Regions from separate parts of the Mus musculus genome. Here region 1 is linked to region 2. A link is a contact called in ENCODE Hi-C or POLR2A ChIA-PET data. All regions are on one chromosome and are shown on one strand. The core of a region is the stretch at or near the end of the contact, and the rest is flanking DNA. Distances in the headings are between cores, read along the strand shown. Region 1 holds the start of Fxr2 (fragile X mental retardation, autosomal homolog 2). Region 2 holds the start of Polr2a (polymerase (RNA) II (DNA directed) polypeptide A).

The links. Hi-C counts contacts between places; a loop is a spot of excess contacts on that map. ChIA-PET counts read pairs that join two places held with the same protein, here RNA polymerase II (POLR2A).
Region 1: a map of left cerebral cortex shows a loop between it and region 2 (3-fold over the local background). The contact joins the promoter of Fxr2 here to the promoter of Polr2a in region 2. A Hi-C loop is called at or near these places in 6 of 37 maps with a recorded cell type or tissue (heart, left cerebral cortex and v-Abl transformed pro-B cells). POLR2A ChIA-PET finds 5 or more read pairs at or near these places in 3 of 5 experiments (Patski and embryonic stem cell).

The regions. Positions count from the first base shown.
Region 1 is chr11:69,628,436-69,634,595 of GRCm38, reverse strand. Fxr2 (fragile X mental retardation, autosomal homolog 2) reads right to left here and starts at 1,625. Exons shown (of 17, transcript NM_011814.2): 1 at 1,198-1,625. The coding sequence starts at 1,278. It also overlaps the pseudogene Gm12308.
Region 2 is chr11:69,754,239-69,760,220 of GRCm38, reverse strand. It overlaps Polr2a (polymerase (RNA) II (DNA directed) polypeptide A), which reads left to right and starts at 1,588. Exons shown (of 29, transcript NM_001291068.1): 1 at 1,588-2,090. The coding sequence starts at 1,998. Slc35g3 (solute carrier family 35, member G3) reads left to right here. Exons shown (of 2, transcript NM_019871.2): 2 at 1-337. The coding sequence ends at 86.

The DNA.
Region 1 (6,160 bases), core at 376-2,875, 130 kb after region 2:
TCTCCAGGATGAAGAGTAAGAGAGGGACCAAACGTGTCCGGGACAATTCCACTCATAAAAGTCAAAAGATGTTCAGAACCCCACTGATCAGAAGAAGAAAATATCTGGGGCGTGGGATCCAGAATAGACTCAGGACAGATACAGAAGATGGGGTGGGTGGTGGATAGAAAGAAGGAAAAAACAAAAGTCTGGTCTGGCATGGTGGCTCAACCAGTAACGCCAGAGCTGTAATCCTAGGCTGAGGAAGAGTTCAAGTGCAGCCAGGGAGGGGATCTTGTCCCAACCACACCCCTTAAAAAAGTTCACAGGAATCAAATCTTAGGCAAAGAAAAAGCTGATTAAAGAAGCAATTCTGAAAGATACTTTTTTTCTTTCCAGAAGGATTGTCAACAAGCAGAAATCTGTTAGAATAAGAACTTGTTGAGATGGCCTTTGAGAGACAGTGAAGCTTAAACTTACCAAGAAGATAGAGGAATGACCTAAATATATCTAGAGTCAAAGAGATAAGCGTGAATCCATCCCTCATAGGTGATTTTGGAATATAGGTGTGGTGGGTGACAAACTTGTCCAACAAATCCACTTTATGGCTGGCTGATAAAAACCTGAGGCCAAAGATGCTAATGCTAAATAACACAGATGGGTTTTGACCATTTCTTGTCAGCCTGGGAACAGGAATTTAAGACCAAAAGTTGAGCAAATGGTCTAGAGCCAGTAGGCAGAAGGCTCCCTGAAGACCTAATGTGGGACAGTGGACCTTCCCAAGGGGGTCATGTAGGAAAAGAATGCGAATCCTCCATGTGCTTGGGCTGCAGGGGTGATGTGATTAAAAGCTGAAGTATCGCCTACACTAAAAAAAAAAAAAAAAAAAAAAAAAAAAAAAAAAAAAAAAAACAAGAAAAGTCGATTAGAAGCTAGGAAAAGGGCTTTCTCCAAAGGGACCCGGGGCTCCCATCCCCGCACAGGAATGACCTGATGGCCATGTTTTCAGCTGATAAAAGCAGGTGTAACAGCGAGCTCAAAATAAAAGCACGAGGGTTAACTCCCACGATCGCCACGGGAGGGTTTCGAGTGGGAACGTGGGTCGAAGGTTCTAAGGGTCAAGACCAAGCTCCAGAAACTCGATCCCGCTCCACTCTTCCCTGCCTCGGCTGGGGGAGGGGGCTAAGGAGGGTGGCCCGGGTCGACGCGCCGTCTCACCTTGTAGAAGGCCCCGTTGGAGCCCCGCACCTCGACGGGCAGTCCCGGCTCCACATCCCCCCCAGAGGCCAGGCCGCCCATGGCGCCGCCACCACCTCCGACTGGCCCGGCAGCAGCTGAAACAGAGCCCTGAGTGCGGGCCGGGCCGGGTCCCCGGCGTCTCCCTGGAGGAGGAGCCGGAGGGGGAGCCGCGGGGGGCGGGAGCCGGGCCGGCCCCACGGCGGCCCTGCTACAGCCGACGAGCAGGGGGCCGGGGCCGGGCCGCTCCCCGTCCGCCGCCGCCGCCGCTGCCTTGGTCTCCGCCACCGTGAGGGAAACGGCCGCCGCCGCCGCCGCCGCCTTCGTCACCTCAGCTTCCGCCCGCCGGCGCCCCCGCTGCTGCCTCGGTCCCGGGACCCGCCGCTGCCGCTCCACGGCCTCCACCTCCCCCTGCTGCCGCCGCCTACTGCGCAGGCGCACAGGGCACCCGCCCGCCGCGCGCGGAGCCGGAGGGCCAAGGCGCAGGCGTCTAGGCTAGCGACCCAGCTCCCGCTCGCCAGCGCGTCAGGGCTTCCACATTCTCTTGCACTCTCTCACGCCCCCTCCTGGTCGCCTCTCTGCGCTTGCGCAGAACGAGGCGAACGCTCTCTGTACCACTCCAACCTTCCACTGTCCCTGTCCCTTCCTTTCCCCGCCCCACAACACTGGAAGCAAACCAATCAAAGGGAGAGGGGGGCCGCGCTCGCTGCATCGGATTGGACTTCCGCCTCCACAAAGTGAGCCCCATGGAGCCTGGGCAATTTAGGGATGGGCATGCGCCCGAATGACTGCTTGGTCACTTTCACCACCTTTGTCTTTCTTGGTGCGCACACTCCAAAAAGGGGGGGGGGGGGGGAACCAAAAGGCAAAAACTGCCCAGTGCGCAGGCGCTGGGCTTTGGTGTCCATGCGCATGTGTTGACTCTCTGCATCCATAGGAGAATCAAGAGTCACTGTTGTTGGCTTAAGTAGACTTTTTTTTTTTTTTTTTTTTTTTTTTTTTTTAAGTTTTGTGAGACAGGGTCTCTTGTGTCCTAGGCTGACCATGAACTAACTAGGTAGTGGGGGAATGACCTTGAATAGGTCCTCCAACCTCCACCTCCCAAGTGCAAAAATTACAGCCATGTCATTACCATGCTTGCCCTAAGTTGACTAGTATTCTAGTAAATTTAGTGCCGTATGAAAAACAAAATGCCACATAACTTGATGCATAAATTCTGAGGGGATTCAATACAGGAAAAACTGTCATGGAGTAACAAAAGAGAGAGAGAGAGATGGCTCGAATACGAAGCTTAACGGGAATTGTATTCCTAGACCACAAAATGGAAGGAGATATCCTCCTGCAAGTTGTCTCCTGAACATCATACATATAACATCACTCGTGGTCACCCACACGTATAACAGATTTTTTTTTTTTTTTTGTAAAAATAAGGGGTGTGAGGTGGAGAGATGGCTCAGTGGTTAAGAGCACTGACTACTCTTCCAGAGGTATTGAGTTAAATTCCCAGCAACCCCATGGTGGCTCACAATCATCTATAATGGGAACTGGTACCCTATTCTGGTGTATTTGAAAACAGCAATAGTGTACTCATATACATTAAATAAATACTTAACAAAATAAAATAGGATCAGTGTTCAAACTACAGGTTGTGTCGTCAAGATTTAAGCTGCCACCACAATGATTGAGGCTGCTAACAACAACCTTCTTGGAAAGGAAGTCAGGGTTAAATGCAACACAGATGACACCATCAGAAACTTGAAGAACTTGATAGCGGCCCAATGGTACAGGAGTTTGAAGGACCACGTGTCTCTGGGAGATTATCAAATCCACAGTGGGATGAACCAGAGCTCTGTGACCAAGAAAGGGAGATTCCTCCTCCTCCCCCAGCCCTGCCTTCCTCTTCCACGTTCATTTGACACTGGTAATAGATTCTCATTTTAAACAATTCACATGAATTAAAATTTTGATGCTGAAAAAAAAAAAAAAGACCCAGACCCGAGGTTTTATTTTGTGTCTTGAGGTGTTTTGAAAACTCTGGCCCTTTCTGCCATATTCCCTTGCCGCCACCATGGTGCGAATGAATGTTCTGGCAGAGGCTTTCAAGAGCTTCCACAACACTGAGAAGAGAGGCAAACACCAGGTCCTCATCAGGCTGTGTTGTAAAGTCATTGTTCGGTTCTTCGATGGTGAAGCACGGCTACACTAGTGAATTCGAGGTCATTGATGATCACAGAGCTGGGAAGATCGTTGTGAACCTCACAGGAAGGTTGAACAAGCGTGGAGTTATAAGCCCTAGATTTGATGTTCGATTCAAAGACCTTGAGAAATAAATTGCAGAACGATCTGCTCCCATCGCAGCAATTTGGTTTCATTGTGCTGACAACCTCGGCTGGCATCATGGACCATGGAGAAGGGAGACGAAAACGTACAGGAGGGAAAAATCCTGGGGTTATTTTTTTAAATGTAAAGCATAAATAAAAAGCCTTCGTGGATTGTGGAGGAAAAAAAAGGAAAAAAAAAGAAAACTCTGGCTGGCCTGGAACTCAATATGTAGGCCAAGCTGGCCACAAACTCACAAAGACCCCTCACCTGCTCTGCCTTCCCAGTACTAGGATTAAAGTCAGATACCACAGGCCTGACACGTAATGCTGTTTAAATTATTTTTAAAGTTTCCTGGCATGGTGGCACATGCTTTTGATCCCAGCACTTGAGAGGCAGAGACAGGCAGATCTCTGCTGAGTTTCAGCTTGGTCTACACAGTGAGTTACAAGACAACCAGGACTATATAGAAAGACTCTGCCTAAATAAATAATAAAAAATATTTCTGTTAAGATCTTTCATTAGCAGTAGGCAGAGGCTGGTGGACCTTTGTGAGTTTACGACCATGCTGGTCTACTTGTGAGCTTCAGAACAGCCATGGATACATAGTGATAGTGGCTCAAAAACAACAACAAAAGAATTGTTTTTAAAACCTGGGAGATGTCTCAGTAGCCAGAGGTAGTCACCGTCAAGGCTGACAACCTGAGTTCAATCTCTAGGCCCCATATGGTGGAAAGTTAAAAGGTAATTCCCACACATTTCTCTCTGGTCCACGATCATGTATATGTGGCCACAGAAAATAAATACAAAATAGTCAAAGGTAACCATCTAGAATTCAGTTCTAGGAGACATCACATCCCTTCTGGCCTCTGTGGGCATCCAGCACACATGTGCTGCACATACCTACATGCAGGTAAAACACTCATGTGCATAAAATTAAAGAGAAAAAAGCCAGGGTTGGATTGCTTAGCAGTTAAGAGGTAATTCCTGTATTTCCAGAGGTCCTGAGTTCAATTTCTGACAACTACATGGTAGCTCATAACCATCTATAGTGTGATCTGGTGCCCTCTTCTGGCCTACAGGTGTACATGCAGATAGAGCACTCACATTAAATAAATAAACCGTAACAACAACAACAACAACAAAAAGCCTAACTATTAGGAGTTGGCATAACATCCACAATGTTCTGTGCAGGGGCAAAATGAACTCTACACACTTACAAAAATAAATGTGTGTTTTTTAATATGTCCTATTAAGCCAGGTAGTGGTGGTTGCACGACTTTGGGCCCAGCAGTTGGGAGGCAGAGGCAGGTTTGAGGATAGCCTAGTCTACAAAGTGAGTTCCAGGACATCCAGGACTAACTAGAAAAACCCTGTCTTGCAAAACACGGGCCGGATGTGATGGCGCACGCCTTTGATCCCAGCACTCGGGAGGCAGAGGCAGGTGGATTTCTGAGTTCGAGGCCAGACTGGTCTACAAAGTGAGTTCCAAGACAGCCAGGACTATATAGAGAAACCCTGTCTCGAAAAACCCCCCCCAAAAAAAAGAAAGAAAAAGAAAAGAAAATGTCCTATTAAGCACAGTAGTTGTCTTCTGTAATTCTAACATTTGAGAGTCAGAGGAAAAAGAATTGCAAGTTTCAAGCCAGCCTGAGAGACGTAACAAGACTACAAACATACTAAATAAGTAGAAATAATATGCTCTGTCAGAGGGCAGATTGCCTATATTTATTATTGTTGTTGTTGTTATTAGTGTGCATGTAATGTGTACCTGATGTATATGTGTGGGAAAACAACTCTTTGGATTCTGAATTATAGAGTAGAATCGAGGCCAGTCTGTGCAACTTAATGAGACCCTAACTCAAAACTAAAAGAGGTGTGTGTGTCTAGCTAAGTAGTAGTACACATGCCATGGCAGATGTAAGACCCTAGGTTCGATCATGGAAAGACAAACATTACATATTTTCTCTCACAGAACTTGTGTTTAAATATGTATGTATACACATAATGAAAGTGGAAGCAGGTTATTAGGGAAGAGGAAGAAGGTAATGGACTGAAATATAACACTGAATTAATTTCCTCAGAGAATCGAGATTCAACAGCATATATACATATATGCTCATATATAGGGCACGAAAATGAAAGCAAGACTCTGAGAAGAGCACCAGTGGGGGAAAGAAATGGGTGAAGGCTGTGGACAGGTATATTATGGGCACATGTATTTAATATGCTAATTAAAACAAAAATTTAAAACAGGCTTGAGAACTTCCAGAAAGCTGAATATGGGGCAAGGACGCCCCAACTTAGTGCTCCTATTCCTTACCCAAAATACATCTTTATCTGTAACCTGGGCAGTAACATCTTTAATAATAAACTGTAACCTTGTTTGCTAATTGTGTGGGCCATCCTAGCAGATTCATTGGATCCGAAGAGCGGCTGTGCTAACCTGATTTATAACTGGCTGGTCAGAGGCATTGCTAGAACAACCTGGGACTTGACTCTGGCAGCTGAACTCAATGAAATGGGCAATTGTGGACACTGAGCCCACAACCTGTGGGATGTGCGCCCTCTACAGGCAGATGGTGCAAGAACAGTTGGGTTCGATGATTTCCCATTAATGTTAGCT
Region 2 (5,982 bases), core at 339-2,838:
TGGGAGCAGGGGTTGTGTTGGGCAGCATTGCCATCATTACTGCCCAGAACCTCAGTTGTGATAAGGAAGGGCAAACGGAGGAATGAAATCAAACTTGAGGGGGGGAGGGGGGACAGGGGTAAATAGGAGAGATGGGAATAAAAACCATGGGAGAACAAATGCCTGGCAAAGAACTGGTGTGGAGGACCAGTGAGATAGCTCAGCAGATAGAGGCTAATGCTACCAAGCCTGATCTATATGGTAGATGGAGAGAACCGACTCCTACAGATTATTCTCTCTATACATTCGCTGTGGCGTGCTTACACACAAAATAAAAAATATATATTAAAGCAAAAAACTGGTGTGGAGAGAGATGCCCTAGGATTCAAGGGTGACTTGGGACTAAGTGGAGAGGAGAGACCGGGAGCATGTACAGGAACCAGGGTATGGAATTGGGGCTGGGAACAGGGAATAAGGGCATCACTCAGCAGCGAGGTCTCAGATCCAGAGGACTAAGGAAGCCTGGTAGTGGGTCAAGGGGATTAATCCCACAGGCAGGAAAGAGAAGAGCGCTGGAGATGAAGAACGAAGAATGCAGCTTGTCAGGCGAACAGCCAGCACTGGGGGAGGGGCGTGTTTCCTTTCCTTTGGAAGGTATTTTGCTTTCCTCAGTGGTGGTGCTCCCTGTCCGAGCGGTGATGTAACGCTGACATCAAGCATGAATGAATCACTGTGGTTGGCTGAGCAGTTGGCTTTGCTTTGAAAAGGAGTGGAAACATGCTCTTTTGGGAGATTCCCTTGAAACACTCAGCCGCCACCTTATTTCTGAAGTCGTCTGAAAGGTGTAGGGTTTCCTTGACCCCGAATTCCCCAAGACATCCCTATTCTGCCCCACCGCTAATCTGCTTTTCTCAGATTGTCACGGTCGCGTGATCTGCGGCTCCTGGGTAGCAGCCATTCTACTTTCAGAATAGGCCTCCGGGCTCGGGAAAAGCTTGGGCTGAACATCGAGCGCCAGGGCTCCGTAAAGCTATTAGAGCACAGGCGGTGCCCCAACGTCCTGGGGCCTCTCCACTAATAACGGCTACTTCCAATTGATTGGACGCGCCATCTTGCCTGCCTTATGCATATTCAGCGGTGAACTGAATATTCATGAACGAGGCCCGTCCCGTCCCTCCCTCCTTCCCCCCACCCCCGGAACCCGCTCCGGAGGACCCGAAGGGCCCCGCCTTCATTACCGATGCGTAGGACAAACCATTTTCCCGATGTGTGTGGGGGGATACTAATGAGAGACTTTAGCTGAAAATGAGCCTGAACTCCGAAGCTGAGTAAAAATGGCCTAACTTTATCCTCCGTTCTGTAAGTCCTCGGTTTGAGTGCACGGGAAACCCGAAAGGAGGACGACAGGACCAGGAACATTCTCCTCCTCCTGTCGCGTCAGAAAGAACACCCAACCAGGGAGCCGGAGCCCTAGCGTCAACAACTCCGCCGCGCGCGCTCCGTGTAGGCCGGTGCGGGCGGCCCCGTAGCGCAAGGGAGGGCGGGAAAGGAAGGGGCGGGACACAAGGGCGAATCTATAAAGGGCGTCACTCAGCCAGTTCTCTCCTCAGAAGCGCCGAGAGCGCGACCGGGACGGTTGGAGAAGAAGGTGGCTCCCGGAAGGGGGAGAGACAAACTGCCGTAACCTCTGCCGTTCAGGATCCCGGTTACTTATTTATTCGTTACCCCTTTTCTTCTTCCTCCCTCCCAAAACCTCCTCCTCTCCTCCCTTCTTTTGTTTCCTTTTTGGGAGCCGACGAATCTCCGGAAAGGGAGAAAAGGCTTTCTTTCAGCCCTTTTCGTTCCTCTGCCTTCCCCCCCCCTTCCCCCCTCCCCCACCTTTCCCTCCTCCAGCCTTTCCCTCCCTATCCCGGGAGGTCTTTCCTGGTGGCCGCCCGGACGGGTTCTGAGCACTTAGGCGGCGGTGGCGCAGGCTTTTTGTAGCGAGGTTTGCGCCTGCGCAGCGCGCCTGCCTCGCCATGCACGGGGGTGGCCCCCCCTCCGGGGACAGCGCATGCCCGCTGCGCACCATCAAGAGAGTGCAGTTCGGAGTCCTGAGTCCGGATGAATTGGTAAGATAGTCCGCCCGTCTCTCTGCTATGCCTTTGGCTGATGATCCTCTGGGAAGATGGGTCAGTGATGCTGATGTTGTGCGGGGGTCCAGCCTTCAAAAGTTAAATTATGCCAGGACTTAAACAAGCGAAATGCTATGCCTGAGATGAGTGCTTGACTGGACAGAGAAGAAAGATGTTTCCATACTTGAGCATTGCTGCGGTTCAACGAGACAGGGTTGAAAGTTGTACAGGAAGTGGATCCCCAGTTTTAGTTCTTTCACCAATATTGAGCATCCTGCTATGTGACAGTAATCAGACACTAGGAACACAGCTGCACAATAAATATAACAGAAACTCTACCTTCTAAAACACTATGGGAAAAACAGAGAAGAGAGCTTAAGAACAAAAAGAAATGAGCAAAAATAAGTACCTAGATTAAAGCAAAATGAGGAAATGCTGTAAGAAGTCACTGAAATTGAATGGTGTCAGGGTTTGGAAGACATACTTGCCAGGGATGGTGACATTCCCAAGTAATATCAGTCATCAGAGCTATTTTTTTAGGTGGAGGAAACAAGTGTCATGGGACTGAGAGGGAAATAAACTTGTATTCTAGAGACTGAAAAGCCAGTGTTGGGGCAGGCAGGGTTAGTGGGTGCGGAGAGTGCACTGAAGAAGCACGGGATATTGTAAATTACGCTCTAGAGAGTCCAAATTTCTGTTTTCAGTAGGAAACCACTGGGTAATTATAAAGGTGACAGTAGTAACTTATACACACACGCATGTACAGAAGCTCCGTAAAGAGCTGATGTGAAGTGGGTGAGGATAGACAAGGGATAGCTTTTGGAGACTTGGACTTCTTCCTCCTGAGAGGAATAGAGAGTGGAATTAAACAGCTGATTCTAGACTGAGGCAGTCCTGTTGGGGTAAGGGCTCAACTATAGCAGAACTCAAAAGAAAAAACAGAAAAACCTACATCAGGGCTGGTAAGATGGCTCAGCAGGTAAGAGAACTGACTGCTCTTCCGAAAGTCATGAGTTCAAATCCCAGCAACCATATGGTGGCTCACAACCATCTGTAATGAGATCTGATGCCCTTTTCTGGAGTGTCTGAAGTCAGCTACAGTGTACTTACATATAATAAATAAATCTTAAAAAAAAAAAAACAAAGCCCTACATCAGGTTTCTGGACATCCAAGACCTCACAGACCGACACAAAATAAATTCCAGATAATTAAAGTAATAAAACATTAAGAAAGAACAGGATTTTAGGGGAGCTGATACCAGAGGACAAACCTTACATTAATAAATAAAGGTAAATTTTCTGATGATCCTACAGTAAGCTAAGCATTGTACTAAAAGAGTAAGGCAGACATGGGCCACTTTTATCAGAGGCTCTAGAACAGAACTAAAATAAGTATATTGGGAAACAAATTTGTACTGTGATGGACAGGGTTTGATTTTTCAGGGTTTTGTTCTGTTTTGCTTTTGAAGCAGGGTCTCTGTATGTAGCACTGGCTATCCTGGAGCTCATAGCCCAGGCTGAATTTTGCTGGGACTGAAAGTCAGCCTTGTGCATGCTAGGCAAGTGCTCTTGACCACTTGGCTACATGTATTTGAAGCTCTTGGTATTTTGAAGCAGAATCTTGCTGTTCAGTTCAGGCTGCCCTGCAAATGGTGATTCTTCTGCCTTACCTTTCTGAGTGCTGAGAGCATAAGCCCATCTCACCTGGCGTGGTTAGACTTTTTTTTCCTTTAACAAATTAAAAATAAAAGGGGGTGGGGTGGGGCTGGAGAGATGGCTCAGTGGTTAAGAGCACTAACTGCTCTTCCAGAGGTCCTGAGTACACACACATGGTAGCTCACAACCATCTGTAATAGAAATTGATGCCCCTTTCTGGTGTGTCTGAAGACAACAGCAGTGTACTCATAAAATAAATCTTTTATTTTTTTAAAGGTTTCCTAATAACAAGTTAAAAAGAGTTTCTTAATCTGGTAGCAAAAATAATGAGAAGATGAGTGACCTCATGCATTATTGATAGAAGAATAAGTTGGTTAGCTTTTTGGAGATCATTCAGTCTTTAATATATGTATCTCTTGACCCAGCATCAAACCAAGAATTTATTTAATTTTTAAATTGAGACAGGGTTTCTTTGTATAGTTCTGGAACTTGCTCTGTAGACCAGGCTAGCCTCAACCTCACAGAGACCTGCATCCCAAGTGCTGCCACCACCACCTGGCCAGGCCAGCCTTTACCTTTACGATGGTACCTACCCACTGACCTCTGTTCTGAGTAGCCCTGCCTCAGTCTTCCAGTAGTTGTAGAGATGTTTTCATCATGGTCCTTCCCTTCATGGCATCCTCTCAGGAGGATCCAGACTCCTTGAAATTCTGCCCCTGCTTGCCTCTCCATCTTATTACCAGTCTCCTGGTAAATTAAAAAAATATTTTTAGATTAATTTATTTTATGAGTATTATTAATGTTTTGCCAGCATGCATGTATGTACACCACATGTGTCCCTGGTGCCTGAGAGTCAGAAGAGGGCATTGGGTCCCCTTAAACTGGAATTCTTGAAGGTAGTGAGCCACCATGTGGGTGATGGGAATAAAACCTAGGTCCTCTGCAAGAGCAACAAGTGCTTTTAACCACTCTGCCATTTCTCTAGCCCTTCTTGGTTTCCTTTTGCAACTCTGACCTGCTTAGCTTTTAACACTGCAAGTTTATTCTTGCTTCAGGGGCTATTTAATCAGTCTCTGCTGCTTAGAATAACACTGCCCAGACCTTATTGCCTGCTCTTCATGTCAGTGTGTTCTGTATTTAGATGTCTACTCTGACCATTTAAATAGCATCCTTCGTTCTGTAACCCCCTACCCTTTGTTTTACTTCAATAGCCTGCCACTGTTGGAGGATTAATTTTCTTAACTTTCTGTTAGCATTCCAAGTAGATCCTGGTGCTGATTTGCATGTAATTAAAATGATTTGGGTAAATACGTTTTAAGATTGTTTGAAAATGACAATTGAAAGTCACCTAAATATTTACTAATAGGAACCCTTTTTGAATACCGTAGGTCCTATCTTTAGAATAGAACAAAACTGCCCTATAGTCTAGATCCAATGTTCCCAAACTGCTGTCACATTTGAAAGCACTGTAGCAAAATCACAGGGGCACAGGGTATTCTGTACTCTAGAAGTATAGGTGCTCTGTACTCTACTAGTTGCACATGGTTCAGTTCCAACATTAGATGGCGCTGGATCCCATTGAATGACATCATATGTTTGAGAAGCTGAATTGTTTTTTGTTTGGTTTGGCTTGCTTTTTTTTGTAGGGTTTTTGTTTTGTTTTTGTTTTTTGATATGTGTGGAAAAGGGTGGAGGTGCTCTTAGAGATCAGGGGATTTTTTGTTTTGTTTTGGTTTTGGTTTTGGTTTTTTTCGAGACAGAGTTTCTCTGTGTAGCCCTGGCTGTCCTGGAACTCACTTTATAGACCAGGCTGGCCTCGAACTCAGAAATCCACCTGCCTCTGCCTCCCAAGTGCTGGGATTAAAGGCGTGCGCCACCCCGCCCGACTGTTTTTTGTCTTTTTGAGATCAGGGGATCTTATCCCCTGGAGCTGTATTCAGGTTGTTTACAAAAAATTAAAAAATAAAAAAAATTTGATGTGTGTTTTTGTGTGCATATGTGCATGGCATATGTATGTGGGGGAGTCTGAAGAGGTGTTGGAGACCTGACACAGTTGCTGAAAACTCCCCTCCAATTATCTGCAAGAACAATATGTGGGTGTTTTGTCCTTGTTTGGTTGGGGGGGGTGGTAGTTTGGTTTTTTTGTTGTTTTGTTTTGTTGAGATAAGGGTTCTCTGTATGGCCCTGGCTACTGTGGAACTTGCTTTGTAGAGCAGGCTGGCCTTTCACGAAG